4 separate regions of the Homo sapiens genome follow, and all the other regions are linked to region 3. A link is a contact called in ENCODE Hi-C or POLR2A ChIA-PET data. All regions are on one chromosome and are shown on one strand. Each heading gives the region's core, a stretch centred on a gene start or an enhancer-like site at or near the end of the contact. The rest is flanking DNA. Distances are from core to core; before and after follow the strand shown. Region 1 overlaps IGF2BP3 (insulin like growth factor 2 mRNA binding protein 3). Region 2 holds the start of GPNMB (glycoprotein nmb). Region 3 holds the start of SNHG26 (small nucleolar RNA host gene 26). Region 4 has its middle 24 kb from the start of STEAP1B-AS1.

The links. A loop is a pair of places that touch in the nucleus more often than their neighbours do. ChIA-PET counts read pairs that join two places held with the same protein, here RNA polymerase II (POLR2A). Pooled maps may share reads with other maps.
Region 1: a loop to region 3 is called in a pooled map, with 3 times the contacts of the local background. The contact joins the enhancer-like site here to the promoter of SNHG26 in region 3. A Hi-C loop is called at or near these places in 2 of 50 pooled maps. POLR2A ChIA-PET finds 5 or more read pairs at or near these places in 2 of 52 experiments (AG04450 and activated T-cell).
Region 2: a loop to region 3 is called in a map of ascending aorta, with 2.3 times the contacts of the local background. The contact joins the promoter of GPNMB here to the promoter of SNHG26 in region 3. A Hi-C loop is called at or near these places in 1 of 168 maps with a recorded cell type or tissue (ascending aorta) and 5 of 50 pooled maps. POLR2A ChIA-PET finds 5 or more read pairs at or near these places in 1 of 52 experiments (GM12878).
Region 4: a loop to region 3 is called in a pooled map, with 2.4 times the contacts of the local background. The contact joins the enhancer-like site here to the promoter of SNHG26 in region 3. A Hi-C loop is called at or near these places in 3 of 168 maps with a recorded cell type or tissue (ascending aorta, astrocyte of the cerebellum and vagina) and 8 of 50 pooled maps. POLR2A ChIA-PET finds 5 or more read pairs at or near these places in 6 of 52 experiments (A549, AG04449, AG04450 and 3 more).

The regions. Positions count from the first base shown.
Region 1 is chr7:23,346,303-23,349,072 of GRCh38, forward strand. IGF2BP3 (insulin like growth factor 2 mRNA binding protein 3) reads right to left here. Exons shown (of 15, transcript NM_006547.3): 7 at 1,298-1,432. Among named protein-coding and RNA genes, the nearest start is that of MALSU1, 48 kb to the left of the region's middle. Within about 2 kb of position 1,494, at least 13 of the 41 ENCODE cell types and tissues checked have a DNase peak (open chromatin) inside an H3K27ac peak, as active enhancers do.
Region 2 is chr7:23,245,418-23,248,117 of GRCh38, forward strand. It overlaps GPNMB (glycoprotein nmb), which reads left to right and starts at 1,358. Exons shown (of 11, transcript NM_002510.3): 1 at 1,358-1,510. The coding sequence starts at 1,441.
Region 3 is chr7:22,852,806-22,855,505 of GRCh38, forward strand. SNHG26 (small nucleolar RNA host gene 26) reads left to right here and starts at 1,435. Exons shown (of 5, transcript NR_146320.1): 1 at 1,435-1,475. RefSeq lists a silencer at 1,250-1,709 and enhancers at 1,807-2,418, 2,210-2,439.
Region 4 is chr7:22,586,254-22,588,953 of GRCh38, forward strand. No RefSeq gene overlaps it. Among named protein-coding and RNA genes, the nearest start is that of STEAP1B-AS1, 24 kb to the left of the region's middle. Within about 2 kb of position 1,303, at least 2 of the 41 ENCODE cell types and tissues checked have a DNase peak (open chromatin) inside an H3K27ac peak, as active enhancers do.

The DNA of each region.
Region 1 (2,770 bases), core at 244-2,743, 490 kb after region 3:
TCAGTGATGGAGTCTCTTACTCAAAACCATATTCCTAAACCCCTACTACCAGAACACAACGTACAAATAAAAAACAGTACCATCCAGTACAAATATACACCTGGAGATATGTGCATAATTTATAGAAGGAAACAGAAGAAACAACAGTGGTTACACTTTGGGGGAAGGGCATAAGAACAGGAAGGGGAGCTTTCACTTTTCATTTTGTAGCTTTCTGAATTTCCCAGTCATATATATATAAAACTGTTTAAAATGTCATTGTGGTTAATAGATGGTGGGCTTTTCCTTTTTCTTTCTTTTTTTTTTTTTGAGACAGAGTCTCCCTCTGGCGCCAGGCAGGCGTGCAGTGGCGCGATCTCGGCTCACTGCAACCTCCGCCTCCCGGGTTCAAGCCATTCTCCTGCCTCAGCCTCCCAAGTGGCTGGGACTACAGGCACATGCCACCACGCTCATCTAATTCTTGTATTTTCAGTAGAGACGGGGTTTCACCATGTTGGCCAGGATGGTCTTGATCTCTTGACCTCATGATCCACCCGCCTCGGCCTCCCAAAGTGCTGGGATTACAGGCATGAGTCGCCACACCAGGCCTATTTTTCTCTATACTAAAATAATTCTTCTTTAAAATTTTTACTTTAATAATTACATTCTTATGATATGGCACCCACATATAATATTACTAAAACATATTTAAAGTTCTCTACAAATTAAGGTTGGTAATGAGGTCCCCACACTAACTCCAGTGCCTTACTCTCGATTCTACTTTCAGTGCAGCGCTGTTCTGTACGCTAAACGTGGCACAGAACCCAACCTTCACTCAAAGTTCCTGTGGAAGAAATAGAGTTCCCGCCTGCATTACCCAGATAAATCTCCAGTTTGCCTTAGAAGAGACTTAGGCACTTCCCCACCTCCACACTCCCTGCTGCTCCAAGGTGGGGCCAGGCAGTGGACAAGAACAGAGCTCCAATGAGCTCCGAGTAAAGGATGAGTCAAGATTTGGGGCTCCTGTTTTGGGTTAATCCAGGATACCTCCTGGTCCTAGGTTCCCCAAGTTGCCTTCTTCTATAGCTGCATTTCTCTTCCCCGTTATCACCACTCGCCTATGTTCAAATGTGAATGAAAATATTTAAATATTAAAAGACATACACTTCACAACCAGATCAACAGTGCCAACCACTGTAGCTCATCAGGATATCATTTCCCTCTGTTTGTTGGCAATTCCCAAGAATTGTGTCAGAGATGTCAAAAATACAAGAGCACAAATATCAACCTCTTTCACAGGACAATCTTCTTTACTCACAATTTTATATCTTGAGCTTCCTTATGCATAATCTCCAGAATAGACTTACAAGCCGCAGAGGTGCCTTCAGGAGTAGAGAGGATAGTAATCGACTTCTCAGCAGCCCCCGCATTTTCTTTACGGTGGACATCGATTCTGATAGTGGGCGCAAGCAGAGAGGAAAACGAGAGCAGTAAGCGTGTATTCACAGTGGAGTCTGTAATTACCAAATGCAAAGTCATAGGGCTTCAGGGCAAAGCAGATGACTCACTTCCCTCAAGAGCATAAACTTTCAATAAGCTGTCAACATTAATGCCTTAAGAGGCAAATTTTAATTCTAGGAACATTCCCCTTTCTCTTTCCTCAATCCAACCAAGCGGGGACATCTTTTCATTCTACCCAAGCTGTTTGTGCTTACAGCTTCCTTTCAGATGCCACAGAACAAATGTCTCATGACAAAGAGCCTGGATTCAATCTGCTCTAAAACAAATAGGAACTGGAGGGCATGCCAAGAGAGGAGTTGGAATCCCATAAGCCAAGTTGAACTGCTTATTCTGCACAGTATATCATTCTTCATTCATTGGATGAGCAGATTTCACCAATCTGCTTCCCCTTTGCAAGGTTCTTCCCACATTTTGCCTCCTTGATAGAGGAAAGTCTGCAACGAACAGTGATAGGAATGGAACCTGGACAGATGGCAATTCTACTTCAAGAAAAGCAAGTGGCCAATAAACTCAAAATGATGTTTAATTTCACTAGTAATTATATGTCTGCCAGCTAAAAGAATGTCATTTTCTTCTAGACTTGCAAAAATTGAGATAGAAAAAATTAAATATGGGCAAGATGATGGGTAACAAGGCACACTCAACACTTTTGGTAGGAGCAAACTGGTCAGCAAAATGCTGAGCACCTTGTGACTCAAGAACTGTATTTCTTGTAACATCTACTCCTGGTAACATCTACAGATATAGTCTCATACATGGGTCAAGAGTGATGTTTCTTACCCTTGGCACTACTGACTTTTTGGGCCAGATTCTTTGTTGTGGATGGGGTGTCTTGTGCATTGTAGGAAATTTACTAACTTCCCTGGCCTGTACCTACTAGATGCTAGTAGCATGCCTCTCTCTCAACTCTAACAGCTAAAAATGTCTCCAGACATTGCCAAATGTCTACGGGGGTTGGGGCAGAGAGATGATCATTTGTAGTTGAGAACCACTGGCATGGGAAAGTTCCGTTTCTAACAGATAGAAAATTAGAATTATCTAATTGCGGGAAGAGATGGTTAAATAACAGTATATTCATATCATACAGATGTTTTTGAAAATGTGGTAAAATTACAAGTACCAACACAGTAAAAAGTCCTTAAGTGAAATAATGCAATTCACATCATGACATGATTTCTTTTTTAAAGTCACACATGTTAGTAGATACAGGCAACAAATCCTATAGAGATACATCCCCAACTTACCAACAGCTACCCAGGTGAGACGAATG
Region 2 (2,700 bases), core at 108-2,607, 390 kb after region 3:
TTGTTTTCCCCTTCATATTTGCTGCAAAGGCTGTAAAAGGCACTCTACAGAGTTGTTTGCCGCCTTAGGGATGGAAGTCAGCCACTCCTGCTGTATGGATTTTAGTTTCATAGGCTATTTCCATTCCTCCTTGACACACTGAACCATAAATCAATACCCCAAGTTTTACCCTCACCTGCAACCAAGGTTTCTACTGCACTGAAAATGGCCATGTGAATGTGAGTTTGAGAAAGGTCACATATGGTAAAGTTTTCATGTTGCCACATTTTCTGCATACTCTGTAACCAGGAATGATTTGACTGTATAAATTTATCTTACAGACACACTTGTTTGTACATTTAATGCCTGCTTTCTATAATATGAAAAAATACACAGAACGTTTTATGCAATTGGCTCTGAGTAATGCAACACATAAATGCTTTGAGAGCAGTTACCAAAAATTATGCAGGTTATTACAAAAGTTATATGGAATTGCACAGATATTCTAAATGTGCTTTTGAGTAAATTTCTCAGCTACCAGAGGCCTGGGCAGCTGTTTCCAGCACATCCTGGCACAACATTCATGTTATCATCCACTTATGTATTCCACAATTTCAAATGATTGATAAGACACCTCCCCCATCTTTGCTTCCTCTTGGAGGAAAAAAATATACAAGCAATCACGAGCACAGGAGCAGGTGGACAACTACATCTTAGGAAAGGGTGCGTAACTGTGAACTCTAAACGTGAGCTGGGTGCCTGATGCAGTATAGGAACCACAGTAAGTCGATAATCAGTGAGGCTGGAGGATTGAAATTTTATTTGGTAAAGAATATTGAGCCAGGCGCGGTGGCTCATGCCTGTAATCCCAGCACTTTGGGAAGCCGAGGCGGGCAGATCACAAGGTCAGGAGATCGAGACCAGCCTGGCCAACATAGTGAAACCTGCCTCTACTAAAAATACAAAAAATTAGCCGGGCATGGTGGCGGGCACCTGTAATTCCAGCTACTCAGGAGGCTGAGGCAGGAGAATGGCTTGAACCTGGGAGGTGGAAGTTGCAGTGAGCTGAGATCGTGCCATTGCACTCCAGCCTGGGAGACAGTGTGAGACTCCATCTCAAAAAAAAAAAATGAATATTGAAATAGAGTCTATAGGAAAAAAACTCCTTGAATCTAGTAAATGTGGAATCACAAAATTGAAATAATGTGCATCTGAAAAGTGAATAAATAGATGCCAAGAAGGAGTGAGTCATAAGCACATGAGTTGTAAGAGGTTGAACTTGAGAGACCAGATCAGGCAGTGCCGCTTAATACCATCACATGATCCTCCCCGAGGCCCTGTATTTAATTAAAATAGAGAGGGAGGCACCACAGATGCCAGAAGAACACTGTTGCTCTTGGTGGACGGGCCCAGAGGAATTCAGAGTTAAACCTTGAGTGCCTGCGTCCGTGAGAATTCAGCATGGAATGTCTCTACTATTTCCTGGGATTTCTGCTCCTGGCTGCAAGATTGCCACTTGATGCCGCCAAACGTGAGTAACCCTTAATTTCTATGTTTAACCCATTCTCTGGCCATTGGCTGAAATGATGGCTAATAATATCCTCTGAACTAGAGGTTGGACTGAAGTTCTTCAGGAAGCTTTCATCTCTGGCTCACTCATCTCTTCTTCTGCAAACTGTTGGGAAGGCTGAAACTACAGCAAAATGCCTCCAGCTCCATTCTTTGCTTTCGGCTCATGGAAAGTAAAAACTATGCTGCCCTTCTCTTGTGAAGCTTCTTTTCCATTGCAATTGCAACCCATTCTTGCCAGACAGTGGTTGGGGGAGGGTTGGACAGCCTCCGGCCACAGAACAAAGCAACTCCACCAACTAAACTATGTCCAGCTTCCATCCAAAAGGGTGGAGACCTCACATGAAATGGGGTCTCCAATCTGGAGGCAAATTTACGAATCTCCCCAGCCCTGAAGCTATTGCTCCTCCTGCGGGGCTTCCTCACAGACCTGCAGGAGCTTGCTGGGAGAGGAGCTGAAGCCCAGGCTCTCTACCCTGGTCAGGCAGGAGAGGCCAGGGCATTTTTAACAATACTGATACCCACGCAATGAAACCGGAATCTTTGGGAGTGGGGTCAGAGGATCCTTGTTTTAAAAGTTCCTCTTGGGATCTGCCTATGCAGCCAGGGTCCAGACCACTGAAGCAGTGTGCAGATTCGCGAGAGGAAGAGAGCTGAGCCGCTGTAACCCTGGGCCTGGGATTGCGGGGACGGGACGGGTGGGAAGCGGCCAAAGGCGCAGCGGCTTCTGGTCAGAGCCGCAGAGGCCTGAGACGTGGGCCGCGCCCCGGCCCAGGAGACCCCGCGGCCGCGCCCTAACCCTCAGTCTCCCGACTGCGACTGCGACCCGGGAAAACGCCTACGTTTTTGGAAAGGAAGTCCCATCACAGGGAGCTGACCCGGTGTCAGCGCGCAGCACGTTCCCGGCCCGCAGTGCGCCGCGCGTCCTCCTAGCAGCCCGCGGAGCCCGGCACTGTGATGGTCCCGCTTCCCACACGAGGCCACGGGCCACAGAGTGGGCAAGGAACTCGCCCCAAGCCACACAGCGGGTAAGTTGAGGAGGCAGCCTTCCATCCCGACCTCTGTCCTTCCTGCCCGGGTTTGGGGTTGGACAGGCTCGGGCTCCCCGCCAGCCTAGGGGCTGGGTCTCCAGTGGCTTTGCTCCATTTCCTC
Region 3 (2,700 bases), core at 185-2,684:
AGACCCAAAGATACAGGGGAAATTATCCATTTTTATGCCTAGGTTCAACAAAGTATGGGCAGTGACGTAGAAATGTGATCGGACAAAAAGTGTATGATCTAAGACTAATAGAGGGAGAAAACCCAGCAAGGCCTGTCTGTCTGGATTCTTCTTGGCCTCTCTGAGCATGCACTCTTTCCTTCTGGGTATGGGACAGGACTCCCTCTGGAATGGGGGTCTTATGACCTACAGTCAAACAAGGGAAGTCAAATAATGTCTTTATGGCCAGATTTTACACAGAACGGCAGAGGGAAAGTCCCCACAGTCCTTGTATTAATTCCCTAGGGATGCCTTAACAAAGCACTCGGTGACTTAACAGAAATGTTTTGTCTCACATTTCTTGTGACTAGAAGTCCAAAATCAAAGTGTCAGCAGAACCAAACACCAAGCTCCCTCTGAAATCTGCAGGGGAGGGTCCTTCCTTGCCTCTTCCTAGCCTTTCTCCGGTGGTGGCCGGCAATCCACCGCATTCCTGGGCTTACAGCTGCATCACTCTGATCTGCCCCTGTCCCGCCACATTTTCGTGTGTCTCTGTCTTCAAGTGGCATTTTGACACCGTGTGATAAGGACATCAGTCATGTTGAATTAGGAGGGTCCACCCCAATGATCTCGTCTTGACCACATCTGTAAAGACGCAGTTTTTCCAAGTTAGGTCGCATTCACAGGTGCTGGAGGTTAGGTCTTCAATGTCTTTGGGAGTGGGGACAAATTCAGTCCTTAACACTCATGTTCTATATGTAGTGCTGCTTAGGCATCCAGCCAACAGACCTGCTTATTTTACTGCAGTCAGAATACCTTCTCCCCTTCCTCCTCACAGTCCAATGACACAGACGTGCTTTGGGGGCAAGATATTTGCGGGCCGTGGCCATCATTCTAAGCATGCAGCACTCCAGGCACCAGGAGTCCTCCCCGTGCTTCAACCCCTCTTCGATGAGTTTGCACCCCCGACCTCCGCTAATGTTCACATCCTTTAACGGGAGCCAGTCTTCTGCTACGTAATTAGACGAGTCTTGAAAGAAGCACCCAGGGGCGTGGCTGAAGACTTTAAGAAACACCAGGCAAGGGAGGGGAGTGGGTACCAGAGACACCTAACATTATTTGAGTGGCAGGAGCTTCCTCTGACCTTCAACGAGGTAAAGAGACATCACAGCCAGCGAGAGTTTGGGGCAGACTCCCCAGACTCGGAGGCCGGGGCAAAGTGGGAGCCGGGGCCAAGTGGGAGCCGGGGCCGTGTGGGGTGGGGGGGGGGGCCCAAGGCGGGGAAGGCCCGGGCCGCCGACAGGGGGCGCGCGAGGGCCTCCGGGCCCCGCGGGCGGGGCGGGTGCTGGACCCGGAGGGGCCTTCCGGCAACTTTTTGGTTGGTGCCGCCCCGCCCAGGCCCCTTTTAAACTTGATCTCCGCAGTGCCCTCCCTTTTCGGCCGCGGCGCGTGACTGGGTAAGTGGGCTCGGACCTTCTGGACGCAGGAGCCGACCACGTGGCTCCGGGGCTACCCCGTGCGCTTCCTAGGCGCGCCTCTCGCTGCCCCCACGCCGAGGCCTCGGCTCGGCGCCGCGGGGAAGCCTCCGTTAGGGCCCCTCGGGGGTGGGGGCGTCCTCGTGGCGCTTGGGCCCTTCGTCCCGGGTTAGGACGGCCCGTGTCCTTGTGCGCTTGAAGGGGCCGCCCCCTTTCCTCGAGGATCCCACCCCCACTCAGCAGAAGCCGCCAGGCGCCCGTCACCTCCCGTGCCTGAGTCCCTGCCGTCCACGCATTCGGCCTACAGGCAGCTTTTAGTCCTTTTTCAATTAAATGATTGCATTTTGAGGATCAAATTCCAACCGCAGGCGGAGGCGCCGAGCCCCGGACGGTCTCTGGGTTCTTGGTGCACTCGGGGCTCCTGCCTGCCCAGGGGCTGTGACCGCGCGGACGGAAGCCTATTTGGGAAGCGAGTGAGATCTGATGTCTGAAGCGCTTTAAGTTTCTAAGCGGGGCAGTATAATAGCGGGGTTAGCAAACACACGGAGGTCATTTCACTCGCGCAGCCATCCCCCACCGCCACCAGTGCCGTTCATTTGCTACTGGCCCGCAGTCAGATAATTTAAAGGCTTGGAGGGACGAGTCTTGCTGGAGCCGACGCCTACAGTAAGTTGAGCGGAGTGCTGTGAGCCCTAATAAGGGAGCCTGCTTTCCTCCCGAAGATTCGCTTTTTTGGGAGTGGCCAGAGCGTTATTACAGCACAGGGCCCGCTTCCAACGTTTAATCAGGGTGTGAGGAGGCCCTTCGTGGTTTTCTGACCTGGGAAAAGTCTGAACTACTGGGTTCTTTCTGGCTTGGACCAGGACAAGGTGTTGAACGCCTAACTTAGGTCTACTAAGGTGTAGAAATACGCAAGGCTGCCCCTAGAGAACGTTTGTCTGGGGAATAATGTAAGTTTTTGGAGCGGCTCTCCTGAGCATCGCTGAGCATACTAATTGTTCATTACTGGTACAAAATGCTATATAAAGGGATACTTTGCGAATTTAGTAAAATTGATAAAGATCTAAATTTACATTTGAGTCAACAAATAATCTTTGTGGCTAGCATAGGTACCACAGTTCTGTTGGAATGTGAAGCTCGTGGTTCACCTGTTTTCCTCAGTTGTGAAAGATTTGCTGCCTTTTTGATGAAACCAAATGGGACCCAT
Region 4 (2,700 bases), core at 53-2,552, 270 kb before region 3:
TCCTGGAGAGCCTTGGAGGGAGGCTAGCTGCCAGGGGAAACAAGTATGTAATTAGAGGGTTAGAACTTTCAGCATCAGCCTCTCACCTTCAGGGAGGGGCTGAAAGTTGAGTTAATCACCACGGCCAATGATTTAAATCAATCATGCCCTACATAGTGAAATCTCCATAAAAACCCAATAGGACAGGGCTCAAAGAGCTTCTGGGTTTGTGAATAAGAATCCGTCCATGTGCTGGGAGGCTGACACACTCCAGCTCCACAGGGACAGAAGTTCCCGTGCCCTGCACCATTCCGGACCTCACCCTGTGTATCTCTTAATCTGACTGTTTATCTGTAGCCTTTGTAATAAACCAGTAAACATTAAGTGTTTCCCAGCCCTGTGAGCTGTTCTAGTAAATGACTGAACCTGAGAAGGGGGTCATGGGAACCCTTGATTCAGAGTACAGATCACAAGCTGGGACTTACTACTGGCACTGGAGTAGGGGCAGTCTTGTGGGGTCTGTGCTCTGTATTCATCAGTGCAGCCTGGAGTTGGACATCCAGTTGGTGTCTGCAGAGAACTGGAGAATTATTCCCACACAGAATAACCCCTATACATTTGGCAGCCAGAAGTGAAGTGTGAGTGTAAGCATGGTGAAAAATACAGTTTGTTTTTCTCAGTCACTCAGCTGCAGAACCTTCCTCTACCCTCAGGCCCCATACTGTTGACATTTCTGGAAAGGGAGCCCCTTTCAGACTGCATTCCTCCCACTAGAGGACTCTGTCCTTCCCCAATTTTCTCTCTCTCTCTCTCTCTCTCTGTCTCTCTCTCTCTGTCTCTCTCTGTCTCTCTCTCTGTCTCTCTCTCTGTCTCTCTCTCTCTCTCTCTCTCTCTCTCTCCCCTCTCTCCCCTCTCTCCCCTCTCTACCCAGTGCAGCTCCTCTCCTGGGCCCCTCTCCTCCCAATCACCTGCATGATTACCAATTACCAGCCCTCCAGTTTACTTCCATTAAGGATTCCATCGTCCAGTCTGCAGTCTGCTCTCCAAAGGCATGATTTTCCATACAAAAAAAAGTGTTAGTTTCAAACAACCAGCTTACCAACAAGCTCTATCCATTCGAATGGTCTGTTCAAGACTATTTTATAGTGAAAATTGCTATCTAGCCACATCTCTCCAAATCTTACAGTGAAAACTGTGCTTTTGATATATGTCAGGATGAAGTTAAGTCAAAGTTTCCTGTTTCACTTTTTACTGTACTTATGTAAATCAATCATTAGTGGACTCTTAAATGGTTTCCTAATGCCAGAAATGATTAGTCACTCAATGTGTTAATGGCACATTTTGTGAAATCTTTTCCAATGCAAAAACCACACAGCATCTGGGCTTCCTGTTCTGTATTTCTTTCTGGCCTTCACTATCTTGAAATTATCTGGTGCATATTTTTTATTTCCGCTTATTTATTGGCAGTATTTTCATTCTCTACACTTTTCTTCTCCTTATATTCTTTTAGGCTAGTCTTTGAAACGTCAGTCTCTGTCCATTGAAACTAAAATAAGAAAGAAGGAGAAAAGGAAATTGATGTCTTTCAAGTTGTAATAGTAATATGTTTCGTTTATAAAAATCAATTTTTTTTACCAGTAAAACATTAACTTTTGGCCTTCATTAATCAGAAAAGAAAACTGGATCAGTCTGAAAATGCCTTTCTCAAATAAGTCATACCATCCTTAGAACAGTGATGCAGCAGTTCTCAAGCTTGAGAACACATGGGAATCACCTGGAAAGCTTGTAAAAACACAAGTTGCTGGGTCCCATCCCTAGAGTTTCTGATTTAATAGGTCTGCGGTGGTTCCCTGAGAACTGACATTTCCAACATGTCCCAGGTGAAGTTGATGCTGCTGGTCGGCAGCACACTCTGAGAACAAATGGTGCAATATCAGAACTCACAAAGGCCTTGGAAATCATTTCTGCCTTACTTAGAGCGCTGCTGGTTGCAACTTACAAAATCCCACTCAGACTGGCCTGAGTGCAGAAGGGCATTTATTGGAAGCAGTTGGGATATCTGCTAGACTCCAAAATGAAGTTGAAAAATCAGGTGGAATATGGCACCAGTAGGGAGCACCAGGAAGGATGCGGTTCTCAGAGAAGAGTGGTGTAGGCTCAGCAGAGACTCTAAATATCGTTACTGCATCATCTCAGCTCCCATTTTTCAAAAGAGAACTGCAGTTTGAGGAAATTAAGAGCTTGCTACAGAGCATACATCTAATAGTGGCAAAGCCAAAGCTGGAAGTGGTGAGTAGCAATCTGTATCTTAGCCAGTGGTATGCTGGAGCTGTGGGTACCAGCCCCAGAGAGCTGGTTGTTAAATATTCAGGAATCTTTTGAGCAGGTCAATCTTGGTAGCTGGAAGCTGGCCACAGTCAGAATATTTACACTGAAATATTGGCTGATATTACAGACCAGGATCTTTTTTCTTCCTCTCTTTCTTTTCAAAGAGCAAGCTAACAGCACACCATTGCCTAATTCCATGTAGGGAGGATTTAGAATCAATGCAGATGTCATATATTGAACAAGAGGCAATCCCAGTGTGCAGTTTTTTCCAGTAGTAGCCATCCCTAATCCCACTATTGGCTGATGGCCCTGGTGCTGCCAGCTAGACCTCTTTATTTTATTTTTACTTTCTTTCTTCTCTCTCTCTTTCTTTCTTTCTTTTTTTAGACAGAG